Regions from separate parts of the Homo sapiens genome. Here all the other regions are linked to region 3. Evidence: read pairs that join two places in POLR2A ChIA-PET (ENCODE). Cell type or tissue: A673. All regions are shown on one strand. Region 1 overlaps JARID2 (jumonji and AT-rich interaction domain containing 2). Region 2 overlaps DTNBP1 (dystrobrevin binding protein 1). Region 3 has its middle 130 kb from the start of JARID2-DT.

Region 1 (4,000 bases), 170 kb before region 3:
GCAGTACAATAGGAGATAAGGGGACTTCAGATTTTGCTCTGAACATTTCTGAAACTGATCTTGAATGTTGTTTGTGAATTCACACATACCACAATGTATTCACGTTCTTTTGCTCTTGGACAAAGTTATTATCTTAATAGCATCACATGAATTAAACTGCAGTAAAGAGTGAGACACAGCCAGTGTGGGTCAAATCCAAAATGACTTCGTAGTTCACCTAGCCAAACCAGTTCCTTATTAGAATAAAAGGGTTGCAACCAGCATGCCCTCCAAGTGGTATATGCGCACTGACTGGAAGCTGCATCTCACATGCGTATTGGGCTCTCCCACGCTTATACACACCAAACACTGACACACTGAAACTTTCTAACATACCTGCAAACCTGTCAAATACCAGCTAATGCATGAAAACTCCCAGTTATCACTCATATGACGGCACGGTGTGATACCTGCTTGGATTTCCTAGCTAGTAATAACGCAAGCGTATTTTGCAGCATAAGACAAAAATCACAAAAAGGCAAAAATCACATGTTAAGGGGCTGGCCAGGCACGGTGGCTCATGCCTGTAATTCCAGCACTTTGGGAGGTCAAGGCAGGAGGATAACCTGAGGTCAGGAATTCAAGACCAGCCTGGCCAACATGGTGAAACCCCATCTGTAATGAAAATACAAAAATTAGCCAGGGGTGGTGGCTCATTCTTGTAATCCCAGCTATTCGGGAGGTTGAGGCAGGAGAACTGCTTGAACTCAGGAGGCAGAGGCTGCAGTGAGCCTAGATCACATCGCTGCACTCCAGCCTGGGCAACAGAGCGAGACTCCATCTCAAAAAAAAAAAAAAAAAGCAGGGTGTGGGGATAAGGCTTTACCTTTACTTAGCATTTTGTGGTTAACAAGAAACTGTACTACTGAATTAACTGCCTCAACATGGATTCAAACACCCTATTTTAAGATTACTACCAACAATAACTCCACATAAAGAATGTAAAAGGCTGGATCTTTGTTCCTTTCACTGACATCTTAGCTGAATCTTTATGATCTTTTTTAATGCAGGAGGAGGAAGGAACACGGAAGAAAATTACAGGAACAAGAATATCCAAAACTTAATTTTTTTCTAAATTGGAAGGGAAAAAACCGAGAAACTAATTTCTCAACTTGGCCCTGCTTTAGTTTAACTCGAACGAATTTAGAGAAGCAACATTACTACATCTGAAAGAGAGCCAACATTTACTTTGGCAGAAAAAAACCCAAGTCACTGAAGTTTTTTTTTATTACTACTGAAGTGCTGCAGCAGGAGCAACAGCATGTTTATTTTACCCTTTTTTAATGGATAACCAAGAGCACTATTTCAAAATTTCCAAAGTCACGGATTTGACAGAAGAAAGTAGACAATGGGTAATATACATACATACGACCAGGTGTTAATTTTTCAGTCTAGGTGGTAAGTGCCCCAGATGTTCATGCTATTCCTTCAACTTCCCTAGACATGAAATTTCCCGAAATATAAAGTCAGTGAGGGAAGGGGATTTAATCAAATTCATCCAGATGATCTGCAAGTTAATATGGAATGCAAAATTAGGATAACAACCAATACTTACTGATTGCCTCCTAAGTGCCAGGAGACTGATTTAATGAAGGGTCTTAGGTAATGCTTAAGAGTTTAGATTTTATCCCATAGACGATAGGGGCTAATGAGAACCTGAGCAGGAAAGTAACTGTTTTTCAAAGAAAGAAAACTATGACAACAGTAGGGAGATTAGAGGGTAGTGCCTCATCAACTCTGACAAATTAACACAAGTACAAATTAATAATGGTGTACATGAATGAAGTACAAGAAAGTTGTGCTGGGAAAGCTAAGGGAAGTGACAGTAAGATTTTAATGCAAGTGGTGTTAATCAGGCAAGTACTTATGGAAGTAAAGGCTTTTATAAATTAGCAAGAAGGGAGATAAAGAGTAATACACCTGGGCACATACTTCCACGACCCCAGAGGCCAGGGAATCACTGGAACTAAGCAGTAAGCCGTGCCATGGGGCTAAACATGTAAATCCATACACATATGAAAAGTCAGGCTCACAAAACTTACCCACCGCCAACAAAATCAAACTAGTGGGCATACATATCACCTGGGACACAGACATTGCAGATAGGAGTGACGTGCTCCAACCATTTCAGAAAACAGTATTTCACTAATGTTGAAAATACACACAACCTTCGACCAATTTAAATCCTAGCTGTGAGTCAGAATACACAAAACTAAGGGTCACAACCACACTGTATTTAGTGGTGAAAACAAAAGGCAATTTATTGTCCATATATATGAATATATGTATATATGAATTTTGTTATACAATAGCTGGACAATTTATCTTTTTTTTTTTTTGGAGACACAGTTTCATTCTGCCTCCCAGGCTGAAGTGCAGTGGTGCGATCTTGGCTCACTGCAACCTCCACCTCCCAGGTTCAAGTGATTCTCATGCCTCAACCTGAGCTTGAGATTCTCATGCCTCAACCTCAAGCTGAGATTACAGGTGTATGCCACCACACCCAGCTAATTTTTGTATTTTTAGTAGAGACAGGGTTTCGCCTTGTTGGCCAGGCTAATCTCGAACGCCTGACCTCAAGTGATCTGCCCGCCTCAGCCTCTCAAAGTGCTGGGATTACACGTGTGGGCCACCATGCCCAGCCCGGCTGGACAATTTCCACCCAAACCAGTCCTCCAATCAATTCCTCTCGCAGCAGGTATGGCAGATATGAGACTGGCAGGGATGGGGGAGCATGTCCCCCCAGACCCTTCCTCTGCTGAGCTGTACCAGCCAGCTACACTATTTTCACCAGCCAGCTACACTATTACAGAGCTCACCTTTCTTTTTTTATTTTTTATTTTTTGAGACGGAGTCTTGCTCTGTTGCCCAGGCTGGAGTGCAGTGGCGCGATCTCGGCTCACTGCAAGCTCCGCCTCCCGGGTTCACGCCATTCTCCTGCCTCAGCTTCCCGAGTAGCTGGGATTACAGGCATGAGCCATCACGCCCAGCTAATTTTTTGTATTTTTAGTAGAGACGGGGTTTCACCGTGTTAGCCAGCATGGTCTCAATCTCCTGACCTCGTGATCCACCCGCCTCAGCCTCCCAAAGTGCTGGGATTACAGGCATGAGGTACAGTGCCTGGCTCATTGCAGTGTTTCGATTGAAATTTTGCTGGCAGAGCCACGGCGCCCAGCTCACCTTTCTTTCTTTAACTTTTGAGACAGGGTCTCACTCTGTTGCCCAGACTGGAGTGCAGTGGCACAATCTCAGCTCACCGCAACCTCCACCTCCTGGGTTCAAGCTTCAGCCTGGGATTCTCCTGCTTCAGCCTGGGATTACAGGCATGCTAATTTTTGTATTTTTAGTAGAGACAGGGTTTCACCATGTTGGCCAGGCTGATCTCAAACTCCTGATCTGAAATGATCCACCCACCTCGGCCTCCCAAAGTGCTGGGATTACAGGCATGAACCACTGCGCCCAACCAGAGTTCACCTTTTTTATGGGGTTTTTCCCTTACACTGTTTACAGCATACTCCAACAGTGTGTTCTCTCTCCAAAAAAAAGGATTTCTTTTGCTTTCTCTCCATCTATCCATCTTTCTTTGCCAACTTTCTCTTGAACTTGCCTTTTGCAACTACATGGAATCCTTGACTGTTTTTTTTTTTTTTTTGCAGACTTGGCTATCTATTAGTAAGTTACGACAAATAGAAAGCTGTTCTCTGTTGTCTTTCATAACTACTTTTAAACAGGTGAATCAATCTAATGCTTCAGTAACAGCTACTGAATTAACAAAAGTCCCATTTTACGTTTAGTCATTTTCAACAGGTACCTTAAAATGCAAAATAAAGACTGTCGGACCTTTGTTTCAGTTTAACTACTAGCTCTCTTCCTGACAAAGAGACTGGCCTACAACCCTGAGAAACCTTACCCAGGATAGAGACAGAGATACCAGAGCCAAAATCTCTCATCTGTATAACTT
Region 2 (4,000 bases), 500 kb before region 3:
AGTCCTAGGTGTCATCTTCTTCCAATAAAAGTCTATTTTGTCTGTTGACAATCTGCTGTTTAGCATAGCCACCTTCATCAGTTATCGTAGCTAGATCTTCTGGATAAGCTGCTGCAGCTTTTACATCAGCACTTGCTGCTTCACCTTGCACTTTGCTGTTATGGAGATGACTCCTTACTTTAAATTCCATGAACCAACCTCTGCTAGCATCAAACTTTTCCAGCTTTCTCACCTGTTTTAGCTTTCATAGAACTGAAGAGAGTTGGAACCTTGCTCTGGATTAGGTTTTAACTTAAGGAAGGGAATGTTGTGGCTGGTTTAATCTTCTGTCCAGACCACTCAGACTTTCTCCATATAAGCAATACGGTGGGTTTGTTTTCTTATCGTTCATGTGTTCATTGGAGTAGCATTTTTAATTTCCTTTCAGAGCTTTCCTTGGCATTCACAACCTACCTAACCATTTTGTGCAAAAGGCCTAGCTTTTGGCCTGTCTTGGCTTTCGACATGCCTTCCTCACTAAGCTTGATTATTTCTAGCTTTTGATTTCAAGTGAGAGATATAAGACTCTTTCTTTCACTTGAATAATTAGAGGCCATTGTAGGGTTATTATTAATAATTGGCCTGATTTCAATATTATTGGGTCTCAGGAAATAGAGGGGTCCAAGGAGAGGAAGAGAAATTGGAGAATGGCTGGTCAGTGGAGCAGTCAGAACACATACAACATTTATGGGGCTTGTGGCACCCCAAAACAATGACAACAATATGTGCTGGTGTGTACCACAGAATTCTAGAAGGGCTCAGGAATTGAAGGCACCAGGATCTTGAAAGATAAGGTGTGTTGAAAGCACGTATGTGAAGTAAGATCCCTTGATCCTCCGCTTAGCCAGGTGATCACCCTATCCCTAGCTCATCAGGCAATGTGGAATTTCACCTGAGGGGCTCCAGACTTGACTCTAACACACTTGAGGACAGGTAGACATACAAATGTATTGAAAACAGAGGAACTAAGTGAAAGCCTACGTAGTAAACAATAAGACTGTTTAGGCCCTTTTCCCCAGTAGGTCCCAGAACTCCGGCAGCCAAACTCACATCCCCTGTGCGGAAGAATGGAGCATTCATCTGCAAAACTGCACTTGACCAGCCCACAAGAAAAGGCCTGCAGATATGGATATTTAGGTTGTATGTATGTGGTGAAACAGCTAGGTCTGCTCTTACCACCCTCTGATGCTGAGCCCACACTCTGCATAACTTCGAGTCAACTTTTGTTGCCTCACTCAAATACAAATAGACAGCTGAGGAATCATATTCAATTAAGAAAGCTTCCAAAATGAAAACAACTGAAATACGTAGACTATAAGCTAGTAAACAATATTGTTTAAAACCTGCAGAAGAACGAGAGACTGAGGAGCAGAAGAAAACTTAAAAACGAGGCTGGGCGTGGTGGCTCACGCCTGTACTCCCAGCACTTTGGGAGGCCAAGGTGGGTGGAACACGAGGTCAGGAGATAGAGACCAGCCTGGCTAACATGGTGAAAACCTGTCTCTACTAAAAATACAAAAAAATAGCTGGGCATGGCAGGGTGCACCTGTAATCCCAGCTACTCAGGAGGCTGAGGTGGGAGAATTACTTGAACCCGGGAGGCGGAGGTTGCAGTGAGCCGAGATTGCACCACTGCACTCCAGCCTGGGAGACAGAGCAAGACTGTCTCAGGAAAAAAAAAAAAGAAAAATTGTAATTAGTAGCTTCAGATATATGGGAACATCTTGTAAGAGCCCATTTTGTATTTATGAGACAAGAAAAGATGCTGTAGAAAAGGAACAAGAGAGAGCTTTTAGAAGCACATGCACCCTATAACTTAAAAGTATTAAAAAAAAAAAAAGAAGGTAGCAAAAGTAGAAAATTTCACCTGAAGCATAAGATAATGTTAAACCTCTAAGAGAACAAAAAGTCTGAGGAAAAACTAAGAATGTTAAGATAATTCATAAGTCCCATGTTTGAGTACTAGGAGTTTCAGAAATAAAGGAGTGAGAAGGAGGAGAGACAAATTTATTGAGGAAATAACATAAGGAAGTTGTCCAGAATTGAAGGATATGAATGTTTGAGTTTAAAAGAGCCCATGAAGTGCCCGACAAAATGAGTGGAGAAAGATCTGTTGTCAAATACATATTTTTGTAAATTTCACTACACTAGGAATAAAGATCATAAAAGCCTTCAAAAAAGGCTTTTATATTAAGGATCAGGAATCAAAAGGAACATCAACTTTTCAGCAACAATGCCGAAAGTAGAAAATGGTTACTAAGAATATTTACTGGGCAAAATTTTCATCAAGCATGAGGAAATAAAGTCATTTCCAGGCAGCCAAGGGCTCCAGTGTGGTGGATGTGGACACTTTGTCAGGAAGCTCCTGGAGGATGTGCTCCACACACAAGGGAGTAACCCAGGAGGAGGAAGAGCCTGCACAGAGCAGAGATGAGTCACTCCAGGAGGATTCATTCTGTTCAGAAGAGACACCAAGGGAATTTCTAGGGAGGTGGTGAGAAGCTTCAGCAATCCTAGAGAGCAATTCATATTGGGACAGGAAGGCCTTCTGGAGAATTCTAAGTAGTGTTTCCAAGGGGGAAAAAATGAAGCTAATGCATTGTCTTATCGGCGTGGCAATATTGAGAGGAGCTTTATGACTCCTTTATTTATTTATTTATTTATTTATAACTTGAATTATTAAACTCTGGTGGAGGGTTTAATGAGGAATTAGAGATAAATGTGTGTGTTTTTTTTTAAACCAAGCAAACAACAACAAGGTAGATATTAACACTGAGGGGAAACAGTTTTTAAAAAAGAGAAATAATATGCTACATGGCTCAGTCACAAACAGTATTTATGTGATATTGGAATAATTAAAAGCAGAATTGTGATAAAACTTGCTGGGGAGATGGGGGAGAAAAAGCATATTTGTGTTGAGGGGAATTAGAGGTGTAAAATAGCTAATCCTCATCTTCTCCAGCAGGAAATCAAGAAGTAATATTTAAAATTGAAAAAAGAATAAATATTAATATTTGCATATTATTTAGAAATAACAGAGGTAAATGCCAGGAAAAATAACTGAAAGAATTGAACATGGCTGCTTGTGAAAAACAGGGCAGAAAGGTGGAGAGAGCTGGGGCAGGGACTACTTGTCTTCACTATAAATACATCTCCTGGGTGCTCTTTGACTTCAGGAATGGGTATGTACTATCAACATGCAAAAATTGAATTAAACATTTTTTAATTAATTCCATATAACATTCCCTGAATTCTTCTGCATGGAATACTAGACTGAAAAGGTTGCCATTGATAAAACAGTATGTGATCAGATAAGCTCCAGAAACACTTTGCATTTGCCCACGGAGCTTTGCAGTGTGCATCAGCGTGCTAAAGGTTCTGAGAATTCCTGTGGTAAAGAAATGTTTTGCTGGGCACGGTGGCTCACACCTATAATCCCAGGACTTTGGGAGGCTGAGGCGGGCAGATCATGTGAGGTCAGGAGTTTGAGACCAGCCTGGCCAACATGGTGAAACCCCATCTCTACTAAAAATATAAAAATTAGCTGGGCATGGTGTTGCATGCCTATAATCCCAGCTACTTGGGAGGCTGAGGCAGGAGAATCCCTTGAACTCCGGAGGTGGAGGTTGCAGTGAGCCAAGATCGTGCCACTGCACTCCAGTCTGGGCAACAGAGTGAGACTCTGTCTCAAAAAAACAAAGAAATATTTTGGCCGGGCACAGTGGCTCATGCCTGTAATCCCAGCCGAAAGCGGCAGATCACTTGAAGTCAGGAGTTCGAGACCAGCCGGGCCAACATGGTGAAACCCTGTCTCCACTAAAAATACAAAAATTAGCTGGATGTGGTAGTGGGTGCCTGTAATCCCAGACACTCAAGAGGCTAAGGCAGGAGAATTGCTTGAACCCAGGACCGGGAGGTTGCAGTGAGCTGAGCTCACACCACTGCACTCCAGCCTGGGTTA
Region 3 (4,000 bases):
CATGACCTTCCCTTTCCTTTTGTTGTATTTTCTTGAAAGGGCTCCCCCAGCAGACAGACCAGGGCTCTAATGATGCTGCAGTTTTAGTTTTTTCTCCACAGATCTTTTTTCCTCTAGAGTAGCACTGTCCAGTTCAGTAGCCACATGTGATCAGTGGCTACTGAGTCCTTGCAATGTAGCTAGTCATATCTGAACTGTGCTGTTAGTGTAAAATGCACACTGGAATTCAAAGACATAGTATGAGAAAAAGAATGTGTGTATGTGTGCATATGTGGAGATATATATATATATATATATATATATATATATATATGAGACAGGGTCTTGCTGTGTTGCCCAGGCTGGAGTGCAGTGGCACAATCATAGCTTACTGCAGCCTCAACCTCCTGGGCTCGAGCGATTCTCCCACCTCAGCCTCACAAGTAGCTGGGACCACAGGCGCGCACGACCATGCTTGGCTAATTTTTGTATTTTTTGTAGAGATGGGTTTTTGCAGTGTTGCCTAGGCTGGTCTTGAACTCCTGGGCTGAAGTGATCCACCTGCCTTGAACTCCCAAAGTGCTGGGATTATAGGTGTAACTCACTGCACCTGACCAAAATAGATATATTTTAAAATTTTTTATTCTAATAGAGACAGGGTCTGGCTATGTTGCCCAGTCTAGAGTGCAGTGGCTACTCACTCCCACTACTAATCAGCATAGGAGTTTTGGCCTGCTCCACTTCTGACCTGGGCTGGTTCACCCCTCCTTAGGCAACATGGAGGCCACCATAGTGATGCTGAACTTAGTGCGGACACCTCATCGGCATCATGTGTGACAGTTCAGAACTCCTAGGCTCAAGTGGTCCTCCCACCTCAGCCTCCCAGGTAGCTGGGACTACAGGCACGTGGTTATTAATAATAACAATATCAATAATAATATTGATTGCCTGTTGAAATGATGTTTTGAATATATTGGGCCAAGGGAGATATATTATTAACATGAATTACTGCTGTTTGTAATTATCCTTTTTTTTCTTTTGAAACGGAGTCTCGCTCTGTCACTTAGGCTGGAATGCAGTGGTGCAGTCTCGGCTCACTGCAACCTCTGCCTCCAAAATTCAAGCAATTCTCCTGCCTCAGCCTCCCAAGTAGCTGAGATTACAGGTGTGCGCCATCACGCCCAGCTAATTTTTTTTTTTTTTTTTTGTATTTTTGTATTTTTAGTAGAGACAGGGTTTCACTACGTTGGTCAGGCTGGTCTCGAACTCCCCACCTCAAATGATCTGCCCGCCTCGGCCTGCCAAAGTGCTGGGATTACAAGTGTAAGTCACCACGCCCAGGCTGTTTATAATTATTCTTAATGTGGCCACTAAAACAATTTTTAAAATTACAGTAAAATATATATAATATAAAGTTTGCCATTTTAGTCTGGGTGCGGTGGCTCACGCCTGTAATCCCAGCACTTTGGGAGGCTGAGGCAGGGTGGATTACCTGAGGTCAGGAGTTCAAGACCAGCCTGGCCAACATGGTGAGACCCCTGCCTCTACTAACAATACAAAAAAATTAGTTGGGCATGGTGGCGCACATCTGTAATCCCAGCTACTGTGGAGGCTGAGGCATGAGTATCACTTGAACCTGGGAGGCAGTATTACTTTGGGCTAAGGTTCTTTGATTTCTGGAAATGTTTCATAGCCCACGGTGGTCACAATTAAATGTGGTCAGAACTACATGGGGAGCCCAATATTATTCTAATTGCTGTGTGAATGAGGGCTGAAATCACAGCCCAGCCTGACAAATCCTCTTTGGTTTCAGGGACTTTAACAAATCTTTATAGATAAATGTGCGTGGCTCGCTCTCTCTCTCTTTTTTTTTTTTTTGGAGAGATGAAGATCTAGCTATGTGCCCAGGCTGGTCTCGAACTCCTGGCCTCAAGAGATCTGCCTGCCTCAGCCTCCCAAAGTGTTGAGATTATAGATATGAGCCACTATGGCTGGCCCTGGCCCAATAACATTTGCCCTTCCTTCCTTCCTTCCTTCCTTCCTTCCTTCCTTCCTTCCTTCCTTCCTTCCTTCCTTCCTCTCTCTCTCTCTCTGTCTGTCTCTCTCTCTCTTTCTTTCTGTCTGTCTTTCTTTCCTTTTTGAGACAGGGGCCTAGCTCTGTCACCAGGTGGTGTGATCATATCTCACTGTAGCCTCAACCTCATGGGCTGAAGCAATCCTCCCACCTCAGCTTCTTGAGTAGCTGGGACTACAGGTGCATGCTCTGCACTCAGCTAATTTTTGTATTTTTAGTAGACATGGGGTTTCATCATGTTGCCCAGGCTGGTCTCGAACTAATAATCTCAGGTGATCTGCCTGCCTTGACCTTCCAAGTGCTGGGATTATAGACATGAACCACTGAGCCCAAAAACATTTCTAATATGAAGAAGTAGAGTCTAACCTAAATACACCTGTCTTTCACTATGAAAATATTGCTCATTTCTTTTTTTTGAACTCTTCAAACATTTTTGCTTGCCCAGTTGGGAATTCTCAGTATATGTATATTTACTAGTTTTACTCTCAAATTGCATAACACATTAGTAAAATTAATGTAATTTTTTTTTTACAGAATATAATAGAATACAGTAAATAAAATAGAGGTCTAACTCTGCCCTTTCTGGGTCTCAATGGGTCATCTTGCACACAGTCTGGGGTTTAAGAACCCTACTTTGGAAACTATTGCATCATGCTTCTTCCATTGGAAAGATGCAAAATCCCAAGAATGGAATTTGTTCTTCTCTTATTAGTGGTAGGGCAGAATTATTATTACAGTCAAAACTGTCCATCTACTTACACCAAAACCTACAACAAAGTTTTGGCAATACTGTAATATTGTATGAGAATGATCCACAGCTGGGTTTTTCTTCCCAGATGAGCAGGACACTGGCACAGGGACAAGATGTTGACGACATAGACTGTTTTCATTGTGTTTTTCTGTGTAAACTCATTTACTGTCATTAGTAATCATCACTGTATGAGAACTTCCAGGCTGGCAATGTTACAAACAGTAAGGCACAGAAGACTTTCTCTCAGGCTCTGTTTGATGGAAAACACACAAACCATGGGCCAAAATGGCAGGATCTGCTGGGCACAGTGGCTCAATCCTGTAATCCCAGCACTTTGGAAGGTTGGGTTGGGCGGATCACTTGAGGTTAGGAGTTTGAGACCAGCCTGACCAACATGGTGAAACCCCGTCTCTACTAAAAATACAAAAATTAGCCAGGCATGGTGGCAGGTGTCTGTAATCCCAGCTACTCAGGAAGGTGAGACATGAGAATCACTTGAACCCAGGAGGCGGAGGTTGCAGTGAGCCAAGATCACGCCATTGCACTCCGGCCTGGACAACAGAGCAACACTCCATCTCAAAAAACAAAAAAAGGCTGGGTGTGATGGCTCATGTCTGTATTCTCAGCTCTTTGGGAGGGTGAGGTGGGTGGATCACTTGGTCAGGAGATTGAGACCATCCTGCCTAACATGGTGAAACCCTGCCTCTACTAAAAATACAAAAAAAAATTAGCCAGGCGTAGTGGCAGAAGCCTGTAGTCCCAGCTACTCAGGAGACTGAGGCAGGAGAATGGCGTGAAACTAGGAGGTGGAGCTTGCAGTGAGCTGAGATCGCGCCACTGCACTCCAGCCTGGGAGACAGAGCGAGACTCCATCTCAAAACAAAAACAAAACAAAACAAAAAACCAAAATGGCAGGATCGAGGTATATGTGAGTTACTAGCAAGACACTGAATACATAATTCCCACACAGAAGAAGATATTGAAACCTTTGTGTATTATGCCTGACATTAATTATTTGTGCTTTAAAAATATGTGTGTGTGTATATATGTATACATATACGTATACATGAATACGTACACGTATACATGAATACGTACACGTATACATGAATACGTACACGTATACATGAATATCTATACCTATACGTATACATGTATATCTATACCTATACGTATACATGTATATCTATACCTAT

The links. Peaks named below come from ENCODE experiments on the same cell type or tissue, not always from the same donor. Only the 100,000 strongest peaks of a DNase experiment are listed, where the experiment ranks them.
Region 1: POLR2A ChIA-PET joins it to region 3 with 6 read pairs; 2 of 35 experiments call an interaction of 5 or more read pairs at or near these places.
Region 2: POLR2A ChIA-PET joins it to region 3 with 5 read pairs; 1 of 35 experiments calls an interaction of 5 or more read pairs at or near these places.

The regions. Positions count from the first base shown.
Region 1 is chr6:15,277,470-15,281,469 of GRCh38, reverse strand. All of the region lies in intron 1 of JARID2 (jumonji and AT-rich interaction domain containing 2), which reads right to left. Among named protein-coding and RNA genes, the nearest start is that of JARID2-AS1, 31 kb to the right of the region's middle. RefSeq lists an enhancer at 1-897. In A673, no CTCF peak of the experiment used is centred here; no DNase peak of the experiment used is centred here.
Region 2 is chr6:15,607,048-15,611,047 of GRCh38, reverse strand. The region is part of intron 6 of DTNBP1 (dystrobrevin binding protein 1); the gene reads left to right. Among named protein-coding and RNA genes, the nearest start is that of DTNBP1, 54 kb to the left of the region's middle. In A673, no CTCF peak of the experiment used is centred here; a DNase peak (open chromatin) is centred at 2,467.
Region 3 is chr6:15,109,851-15,113,850 of GRCh38, reverse strand. It overlaps the pseudogene RN7SL332P. Among named protein-coding and RNA genes, the nearest start is that of JARID2-DT, 130 kb to the left of the region's middle. In A673, a CTCF peak has its summit at 46; a DNase peak (open chromatin) is centred at 2,040; H3K27ac peaks cover 3,145 bases.